2 separate regions of the Homo sapiens genome follow, and region 1 is linked to region 2. A link is a contact called in ENCODE Hi-C or POLR2A ChIA-PET data. All regions are on one chromosome and are shown on one strand. Each heading gives the region's core, a stretch centred on a gene start or an enhancer-like site at or near the end of the contact. The rest is flanking DNA. Distances are from core to core; before and after follow the strand shown.

What was found. A loop is a pair of places that touch in the nucleus more often than their neighbours do. ChIA-PET counts read pairs that join two places held with the same protein, here RNA polymerase II (POLR2A). Pooled maps may share reads with other maps.
Region 1: a pooled map shows a loop between it and region 2 (7-fold over the local background). The contact joins two enhancer-like sites. A Hi-C loop is called at or near these places in 4 of 37 single-sample maps with no recorded cell type and 5 of 50 pooled maps. POLR2A ChIA-PET finds 5 or more read pairs at or near these places in 4 of 52 experiments (GM12878, SK-N-SH, activated B cell and 1 more).

The regions. Positions count from the first base shown.
Region 1 is chr12:94,618,838-94,624,414 of GRCh38, forward strand. All of the region lies in intron 1 of TMCC3 (transmembrane and coiled-coil domain family 3), which reads right to left. Among named protein-coding and RNA genes, the nearest start is that of TMCC3, 29 kb to the right of the region's middle. RefSeq lists enhancers at 2,426-2,545, 2,886-3,205. Within about 2 kb of position 2,999, at least 13 of the 41 ENCODE cell types and tissues checked have a DNase peak (open chromatin) inside an H3K27ac peak, as active enhancers do.
Region 2 is chr12:94,872,230-94,877,447 of GRCh38, forward strand. No RefSeq gene overlaps it. Among named protein-coding and RNA genes, the nearest start is that of MIR492, 40 kb to the left of the region's middle. RefSeq lists silencers at 906-1,025, 1,086-1,695, 1,706-1,805. Within about 2 kb of position 2,867, at least 3 of the 41 ENCODE cell types and tissues checked have a DNase peak (open chromatin) inside an H3K27ac peak, as active enhancers do.

The DNA of each region.
Region 1 (5,577 bases), core at 1,749-4,248, 250 kb before region 2:
TCTGCCTTGAATAGACTTGAACTTCCCAGCTGTGAATAGACTCAACTTTTTGTCGTGTCTACAAGATGCTCTCCTACCCCACTGCCAATAGGGGGAAAAATGAAAGCAGACAGATGGCCACATTAGATGGAATCTGCCATTGAGGTGGCAACTTCCCCATGGCACCCAGCCCGTGGTCTACTTGAGTTATTCCTCAGACACTGACGAGAGGTGCAGAGTCTCAGGGAGAGACTACTGAGACGTAATCCTTTCCCTTTAAACATGACTTTGACATATGCATTACACACACTTACACACGTCTGACTCCACCATGACTCACACTGGAGGTGGTGTTTAAAATGAACAGCATCTCCGTGCTATTATGATGCTTCACTCAAAATTGCTTTACGGCTTCTACTACAGGAGCAGGTCACATCCAGGAAATGGTTTGCCTGATCTAGAGCAGGATTTTCTCACTATTACCTTATGCCCCAGGGCTGCCTTACTTTCTTCAAAACCCAGATCAGGACCTGCAACCTATGACCCAAAGCACTCTCCTTGTAAATTCAGGATTCCCTACTAAGCCAGTCCCTAGCTTTTTCTCTCTCTGAACTCTTTAAACACCTTTTACATTCTCCTCTTTCTCATAGCTCATGTCATTCCTCCAGGCAGAGGCCCCTGAGTTTCCTGTGGTTAGTAGACATGGATAGCTGCCTGCTGCATCAGACTCAGCTGAGCCCAGGAATCCTTCTGAAAATAAAAGATTTATCCTACAAATTGGTGCAACCTTTGGGAGGACAATGTGTTTGCCTCTATTCTCATTTAAAAGGCACATGCCCTTTGACCTAACAGTTTTGCTTTTGGAAATTTATCTAAATATGGTTATAGAGAAAAATGTACACAAGTTTTCAATACAGTATTACAAAGCAAAAGAAACATGAAAAAACATCATCCTGGGAGGAACTTAAATCGCATATCAATAGGCGACTGGTTAAATAAATAATAGATATGTATATTTTGTGTCAAGACTATTTCTGTAAAGACACATAAGAAACATAACATTGCAGCCAGGCGCAGTAGCTCACGCCTATAGTCCCAACACTTCAGGAGGCCGAGGCAGGTGGATAACCTGAGGTCGGGAGTTCGAGACCAGCTTGACCAACATGGAGAAACCCTGTCTCTACTAAAAATGCAAAATTAGCTGGGCGTGGTGGCGGGTGCATGTAATCACAGCTACTGGGGAGGCTGAGGCAGAAGAATCGCTTGAACCCGGAAGGCGGAGGTTGCGGCGAGCCAAGATAGTGCCATTGCACTCCAGCCTGGGCAACAAAAGCGAGACTGTCTCAAGAAAAAAAAAGAAACATAACATTATTATCATTGCTATCTCTGGGGAAAAGGACAAGAAGCTGGAAAAAGACACTTTAATTTTGCTTTAAGCCCTTTAGTACTGTGGAAATTTTTTTTTTTTAATAATTATTATTTTTTTTTTGAGACAGAGTCTTGCTCTGTCGCCCAGGCTGGAGTGTAATGGCGCGATCTCGGCTCACTGCAACCTTCGCCTCCCAAGTTTAAGCGGTTCTCCTGCCTCAGCCTCCCGAGTAGCTGGGATCACAGGAGCCCACCACCATGCCCAGCTAATTTTTGTATTTTTAGTAGAGACAGGGTTTCACCATGTTGGCCAGGCTAGTCTTGAACTCCTGACCTCAGGTGATCCATCTGCCTCGGCCTCCCAAAGTGCTGGGATTACAGGCATGAGCTACTGTGCAGGGCCTGTGGAATTTTTTTTTTTTCAAATGAATTCACACTTAAGCTACTTAATAGAAAAAAATGTGAACCTTTATCATTTAGAGCTACTAAACACTTCATTAAACAATATCACTTAATCTTTGCTAAACACGAACTAGAAAAACTAGGCACAAATAGAAACTGTATAGACCAGATATACATTAGAATGGGTCTGCTTTAGCAGTTAATGGTTTAATCATTAACCAGGTCAGGGTATTTTTCTCTAAGGCACTTTATGTGTTGCTGACTCTTCTACAATCTAAGTGGCTCAATGTAAACCATTCCCCTTGTGCTAAACATGCGTGTTTATACTTAAAGTCGATTTCACTGAGGAAATTAGGGTAGGGTCAGTTTGTAAGGTTTTGCCCTAAACCTTAAAAAGAACACAAAATCCTTCAGGTCTTAAGCAAGATTGATGCCCAGGCCCTATGAAGGACACATTGAATCTTCTGTATATTTTTTAACAAGCTCCACAGGTAATTTGGATGTGGCTGGCATTGCCTCGTGCACACCTAAAGTAACCATGCTTAGAAAACGCTGTGTTATCCAAAAGAAACACAGCACAGAGAATTCTATGAACAAACTATTGCAGTACTCTAAGATTTTAAAATAAGTAACTTTCTCAAACACTGATATGGGGTTTAGAGTTAACACTGCGGGTAAGCAAACCCACCAGGCTCTCTCAGTTGACACAGCTCTTCTGGCTCCTTCGAGGAAGTGAGGACCAGTATGTGGAAGAGCCTTTGGGGCTGGTGTTTCTCAAGCTACAGCTTCAGGCAATCTCAGGGACAGAACCTGGACTGTGCATCTGACAGCCGCCTTTCTACCTCCCACCTCCACCCCATTCTTATGTCCAAGTAGTTTGAAACTATTGAGCTAGATCAGTATATCCCGAACACCAAATTGTTAAGAGTGGATGGAGCCCCAGTGATCTTTCCCACTCCCCAGACCAGTGAATCAGGAAATCTCTACTGGAGGTTCTGCAGTACCCCAGGTTCTTTATCTAAACAGGAAAGTTAGGAAACACCAATTTAGGTCAAACTCATTTTAAGATAAGGAAATCAAGGCCCAAGAAGTTTAAGTGATTTCACCAAGGACTTATAGCTGATTAATGATAGCTGGGAGCTGTGAAACCTGGTGAGCTAATTCTTCCCTCTTAGACCAATACTGCTTGTTATATTATGTGTAATCATGAGAGCCCCAGTATCTGTGCAGTTTCTGATTCACCAGGAAGAGGCCCCAAGTGATTAATAAAGCCTGAACCCAGGGGCATGTCAGAACGCACCACTGGTTTAAAGGATGACTGACATGGTAAAGTGTCCAACGTCAACCTGCCCTCGGAATTCTTTCACTTTCAGTATCAGTAGGAGAAATATACAATTGTACATTTCATAGAAAAGTAAACCCAGCCCCACACAGTTAACAACCAGGTGAAGCGGGAACACAGGACAATTCAAAGTTTTCGGATCACACCATTTCTTGGTCAAATATTAGTACCTTCAGCAAAAGACCTCTAATTACCACACACTTTTGGTTATGGCAACAGCCTGCTCCTTACTTTTGGGAGAGAGGAGTACTCCACACCCATGGCCTGAAACCAGGATCTCCAAACCCATCAAAGAGAAACATGGATGGGAAACCAAACCCCCCAAGCTTGGAAAGCATCCAGCAAGCTTTAATTCAGGGAGAGTTCAATCGAGATATAATTGCCTCTAATTGGCCCTCCCACACGATCTCACAACATACAGCTATAATCAGTTCCACAAAGAATATGTTATATTTCTTTTCTCCCTTGAAAAGCCAGAATCCTCTCTTGTTAGGTACTTACCATCACTGTTTTGATTTTTGTAAATATACCGAGACATTAAAAAAGGAAGAATGAATGGGTAAAAGCAAAGAAGTAGATGGATTTCTTTTTTAAAATAAGCACTGATCCCTATGACCTTAATGATAACCCAGTGCGATTCAAATCTGTAATGGAGACTGATGTCGACTCAGGAAACCTTTCTAGTCCAGGGCACATGTGATCCAAAAAACACATTCATCTGGTCGGACATTTTCCATACTCTGATTTTTATCTTTCTTGGCATGCTCAACTCTCCTTTAATAAAGTCACAACCCTTTGTTGCCATGGAACCCAATCAGACACGGAGCCTGTTACTATGACTTCCCTGCAGATATAAAAAAAGACCCAGTGACCAAAAGACCAGCTCTTTCTTAAAAAAAAAAAAAAAATTACAAGGCAAAGAGGCTCCAAAAAAACCTCAACACTTCTGTATTTACTGAAGTTTAATCTTTTATGTAGGCTCACCTGAACTCTTCAGCCAAAGCTAGCTCATGTTTCAGCTGGAACTTTCCAAAGAAAATGATTTTACAAATAAATACCTAGGCAAAGAAGGTAAAAAATATTCTTGGGATATCTTACTTTTCTTCTTCTTCTAGGCAAGCTTTCTGAAATTTGAGTAGCTGTTTAGCAAACATGTGTCAATCAGCAGCTGCCAAATTGCAATATTCATTTCCATCAATACTTAATGTTGCCAAGAGCTCATTATTTCTCTGAAAAGAAAAGATATTCTAAACAATACAATCAATCCTGTGTTCTGGACCTGGACTAAATCTGCAGGAAAAAAAAAAAAAATCTGAGACTAAGCAGAGTGGACTGAGCAGAGCTACTTAAGGGAAGAGAATTAACATTTGTTGAGTGCCTACCATGAGCTGGGCACTTTTACGTCATCACGTCAGGACCCTGTAACTGAGGCAATGCCACCTCTGTTTGGCAGATGAGGGACCAAGGCTCAGAAAGCTTAAGTACTTAAGCAGCTTGTTCAAGCTACCAGGCTAGAATGCTGCCTGGCTCCCAAAGCCAGAGCTATTCCTTCATTCAACCAGCACTTATTTCTGCTCTCACAGGTGTTGTACATTTTGTTATGCTTCTTATTCTTCAGGAGCGAATTCACAGCCTGTAAAGCTTGGCTGTAAAGAGAGCACGGTGTCCATCTTTACCGGCACAGGGGCCAGTCTGGCTACACCCACGTACAACTACCACCACGTCTATACAACACCAGCTACCCCTTGGGGGAATCCCGAATAAATGCCCTGGCTACTTGCCTAAGGAAACACGTGTGGGCTAGGCACCCATTACACCCTTCCAGAGGTTGGGCCACGGCCCAGAGCCTTCCAACCCTGGACCTCATGGTGGGGAGGACCAGGAAGCTCTGGGTGGCCTTTTCATGTGCAGTACCATCGGCAAAGTAAAAGTCAAGCCATGCAAACCACAACAGTTTCTCCAACCTGGTTTTGGACAACCAGCTTCAAGAAATGACTAGTAAGAAGGAATGTGGCAAGCCACAAAAGTTATAATTTATATTATTAATTATACCAGCCTCTCAGCTAAAGAAAATTTACCTATTTCATGTACAAAGATTATAACAACTGCTTTCATTAAAAGAAATTTTTAAAATCACCCAAAACTGCAATACGATACCACTTCATACTTACTAGGATGGCTGTAATTAAAAGACAGATAATAATAAGCACTGGTGAGGATGTGGAGAAATCAGAACCCTCATACACTGGTAGTGGGAATATAAACTGGTGCAACCACTTTGGAAAACACTCTGGCAGTTCCTCCAAAGGTTAAACAGAATTACCATATGACCCAGCAACACTCCTTCTAGGTATGTACCCAAGAGAAATAAAAACATATACCCCCACAAAAACTTACACAGAAGTGTTCATAGCAACATTATTCTTCATAGCCAAAAAGTGAAAACAACCCAAATGTCCACCAAATGTCACATATCCATACAATGA
Region 2 (5,218 bases), core at 1,617-4,116:
CACCTGAGCAGGTCTGGACTAGCTCCAAAAGTATAAGCCAGGTAAATTTCCGTGTCAGCTCATTGAGAGACTTTCCAGGGGCAGCTGGGGCCAATTCACATTTGCTCTATACTCCCTCCAAAGACACCCCCTTCAACACACACACACAGAACACTTAATTCTGGTACCACCAGCCAAAAGGGGCCCGAGTTCCCTTGGGAGCAGCCCAGCCGCTGAGAGGCGGAAATCTCTGAAAGGGCCACTCAGATGACCAAAGCAATAGGCGCCTACGTACCTTACAACAAGCCAACCTCAAGTTCCAACCTAGAGAAATGCATGGACTCTGGTGGGAGAGTCTTATTCCGTTTTTGTTTTCTTCTTTTTTTTTGTTTTGTTTTGTTTTGGTTTGGTTTTCTTCCATTTCTTCTCAGCCTTGTCTCTTCAGAAAATACCCCTCCACCCCTTCCTTGGCGCGTAAACTGTCTTCAGGGTGGCCTTAGGAGTTCTGGGACAATGTGGAGGGTACCCAATAGGATTTCCTTAAGTTTCCTCTACTGCTTTTCCACACATATTAATGCTGAGATCCTGTATTTGATTAAAGCACCTTCCATTTCCAAAGTTAAAATACAAACGGGTCTGGTAACTTACAAAGTCGCCAGCATCTTCGTGTCAATTAACTTCCCCAGACAAGTAAGAACGAGCTGCACTAGGGCCTGCGCTCTCTCCGGGGCTAACAACAAGCAGCACCAGTCCCCCAAGCTGTCCCTGGAGGTGGAAGAGCCACTGCAGCTGAGCCTGTTTATTTTTCGTTTTTCCACAGGCAGCCTTGGCTGGAGGGTGGGGGTGAGCGCGGGCTCCCTGGCACCTGCCGGTAAAGCAGCAGCCGCAGCCCCCGAGGGCGCCCCAGGCCAGGAGCTGCGCGCCGTCGGCGGGCCGTGCCTGGAGGAGGCTCGCGCCTTCCAAATGCCGGAGTGCAGGCATCCTTCCTCTCCCCAACCCCAGCCCCGGCCTCGACCTGTCGCCCACCTGGCCCGGACCTGGGGCTGGCTCCGTCTCTGGGGTGTGCGCCAAGGGAGCCCCACCGACGCCCAGCAGAGCTGCCCGGGCTCCCAAAGAAGGACCGGGGCTTTGGGCAGAATTCTGGCAGCCAGGCGGGCGTCAGGGGAGCCGGAGAAGGGGCTCGCCAGCAGGCGTGGGGCGGAGTGCCGGGCGCAGCCCACCTCGCAAGCGCGGGCCCAGGGCTCCGACGTGCCAGCGCAGCCCCGAAGAGTGCGGGCCCGGGGTCCCCGCGGCGCCCCTTCCCCTCCTCAGTCCCCCGGGGGCGACCGCGCTCCCCGCCGAGGTCCGTCCCCGCCGCACCCTCACTATTCCCGCTGGGAGGACCCCGGCGCACGCCCCCGCCCCCGCACCCCGGGGCGACGGCGCACTCACCCTCCGCATGGTGTCTGGGCCGTCCGGGCGGGGCTCGGCGACTTGGGCGCGAGAAGGGCTGGGCCGGCGGCGACGCTCGGCCGGCCGGGAGCTCCGCGCTGCCCCCTCCTGCACACGCCTGCGCCGCGGCCGCCAAGCCGGCGGGGGCGGGGCGGGGTAGCGCTGGCCGCGGGGTCCCCGGGGCTCTCCCGGGCTGCGGCGGAGGCGCGGAGCCGGCCAAGGGCGCACTGAGCTCGCGGAGCTCCGGGGCCCCGGGGCCTTTCTGCCGCCGTCGCAGCGTCCCCGCCTCCTCGGGCCGCTTCGCCCCTCTCCTCTTCCTCGAGTTCTGGCCCCACCAGGAGCGGAGCGAGTCTCCGATGCCTGCCCCGCGGCCCCCAGAACTGAGCTGGAGAAGCTTTGGGGTGAAAGCTGGGCCCACCCTACAGGGACCCCAAGTTTGCGGAGCAAGAGTGGATTGGCGGAGAGCGCAGATGGCAATTCTCACCCGCCTTAAAAGTACCACCTTAAAATTCTCCCCATGGGATGGGAAGGTGGCCCGCTAATGTCCGTTCCTACTCTTCGTTTTCTTTTTAATTTTTCAGACAGGGTCTCGCTCTGTCCCCCAGGCTGAGCGCAGGGGCGCGATTTCGGCTCACTGCAGCCTTGCGATTCTCCCAGGCTCAAGCGATCCTCCCGCCTCAGCCTTCCCAGTAGCTGGGACCACAGGCGAGTGCTCCACTACGCCCGGCTAATTTTTGTATTTTTATTCTTTTGTAGAGACTGGTGTCTCGCCATTTTGCCCAGGCTGGTCTCGAACTCCTGGCCTCAAGCGACCCTCCAGCCTCGGCCTCCCAAAGTGCTGGGATGAGAGGTGTGAGCCAGTGCGTCGGCCCTTTACCATTCTTTAGATTCTGCGATTGTTTTTTGAAAGTCCTGAGCATTCATAAAGCTTTCCGAGGAGGGGTGGGAAGAGAGTTAAGAGCGGTAAACAGCAGATCCACCCGGGGCTGGAGGAAACACCGTGGAACAGAGACCGTCTGGTCTCATTCAGGTGAAGGAGCTCGGCAGGGGAAGAGGTCAGCATCCCCATTCCAGCGAAACCCACGGGTTTTCCTAGCAGTCCCCTGTGTGCACAGCTTTCTCTTCACAATCGACCTCCACCCCAACTTTTCCAAACAACACGGGAGCCCATCCCCAAATGCTAATGCTTCTGCGGGAAAAAAATGAGAAGGGGGAAAAATGTATTCCCCAGATCATGAAAACGCTGCACACCCTTGAGCTCAGAATGCAGGATCTAAATCCGCAAGAACAGGATGGAATGATGTGGGAAGGTCTTCCAGGAAGAAATCTGATTTTATTCTGCTTCGACTGCTGAACAAAGTAAATCAAATAGCACGGAACTCAAGGCAGCCTGAATTTTGTGTAGAAAAAAATATCTCTTGTTTGTCAGAGGATCCTTTGAAAAGCATCCAAGGACGCTTGTGTTTCCAAAGCGGCTGTGACAGGTATGCAGGCAGACAGCAGTGGGAATGCAAAGGCTTGTGCCGGGTAAACACTTCTCATGAGTGTTTCAGCTTTGGCATTGCCTTTATGCCAGTTATTCTGGCAGATCACCACTGCCAAAGAAATACCTTTATAATTTTCTAACATTGATTGTCAGCAGCACTATAGAGACCGTAATATTACACGAAGTACCTTAATGATCTAATGAATAAAAACATTTTGTCTGGATTTCTCTTTGGTGCCTATCAGCACAGATAGGGGGAGGAGTGACTGATGTGTGAGGGGGAAATGTAAGAAACGACAATTAATGACACTTGCTATGTCCCTTTTTTACTTTATCTTATGATCTGTATGCAGTGGGTTTTTTCCTCCCTGGATATATAATCTCTTCTGATTGAGCTTTTATGTTTTTGCCTTTCTTTGGGAAAATAACAATGTTAGTAAGTGTACTTCTGAGCCATACCTGTCTTATCATTTCAATCCACACAACTCTATGAAGTACGTACTGGGATATTATGGTTTTTTTAGAGGGAGATACTCGAGCTCAGAGAGGGCAGGTCATTTGCCCGAGATCATACAGCTTGTTAGTGGCACAGCCTGGATTTCAACTCAGGCAGTCTGACACGAGGACCCTCTCACTTAATGCCCATGCAATACTGCCCTCCTCTGCTTCATAGAAAAGGTGCAACTGTGTAAAGGTGTTCCTGGAAGTAAAAACGTGAGCTTTTGTCATAGATTAGTCACTTGACATCTCAGAGCCTTAGCTTCCTCATCAGTAAAATGACAACTTGGACTAAATAGATGCATTAAAGGCCTAGCCAGAAGTAAAGTTCAAGATTTAGAGTATTACTATGTGAGTATTAGAGTATCAGTATTCTTGCTCAGCATTGTAAGAAATCTTAACCTGGAGATACAGTGTTAGCCACTTCATTGGTTTGTGTGATCTCACCACAGCGCCTTGTTTTAACACTACTTGTGCTGCTTTCTACAACATTACCTCTTCCTGCTCCTTCTAATTAATACTCTTTGCTTTGCAAATGTGATATCTAATCAATTTAATGTTCTTTTTTTTTTTTTCTTTTCTTTGAGACGGAGTCTTGCTCTGTCGTGCCCAGTCTGGAGTGCAGTGGCGCGATCTCGGCTCACTGCTACTTCTGCCTCCTGGGTTTGAGCAATTCTCCCACTTCAGTCTCCCAAGTAGCTGGGACTACAGGCACCCACCACCACACCCAGCTAATTTTTTATATTTTTAGTAGAGGCAGGATTTTACCATATTGGCCAGGCTGGTCTTGAACTTCCAACGTCAGGTGATCCACCTACCTCGGCCTCCCAAAGTGTTGGAATTACAGACGTGAGCCACCGAGCCCGTCCTAATGTTCATTTCTTACTAAACTTGAATAAGACTCCTGGTGTGGGGGAGGGGAGTCAGTTTCAGTTAAGTAGTTGTTAGGATGATCTTGAAGTATTAGTTAGCCTGAATCATTTTTAAATTCCCTTCAGAAACCAAGAATGTTATTCAACTGTACCAAATAAATAACAACACGTCAGTTGCTAATGGAACACGGTCACACTGGCCATCTATGGAAATCCTCATGTTTCCAATGCTCTCATTAACTACCCTGAAGAATCAATTTAAAAGTAAAACTAGATTGAATCAGATTTCCCCCTTTTTTATTCCAGGGGGAGGGGGAAAGGTCTTTGTTTCTTTCATATGTTTAAAGAATCTTCAAAATATTTTAATGATAGAGTTGTCTATCTGTTTCATATTATCATATCTCCATTAGCCTTCTAAACTCAGCCATATTATTTGATTCCTTGAAAACCATCTAATGTTTAAGAACACTATATTTTCCCCTTTTTTCTTAATTGTTTAACTTCTCCACCAGTCACAAACACTGTTATTCAGCCTTAATTTTTTTTTTTTTTTTTTTTTTTTTGAGACAGTGTTTCACTCTTGTCACTCAGGCTGGAGTGCATAGGCACCATCTCGGCTCACTGCAACTTCCGCGTCCCAGGTTCAAGCGATTCTCCTGCCTCAACCTCCCGAGTAGCTGGGATTACCGGCACCCACCACCACTCCCAGCTGATTTTTGAATTTTTAGTAGAGACGATGTTTCACCATGTTGTCTAGGCTGGTCTCAAACTCCTGACCTCAGATGATCCACCTGCCTCGGCCTCCCAAAGTGCTGGGATTACAAGTGTGAGCCACCACACCTGGCCTATTCAGCCCTCTTGATCTGCAGGCTGGATTCATAGGTCTTCATCTTAGTACAGTAGGAAGTATACTGGCATCAGGAGGTCAAGCTTACTTCTTTCATTACCTATT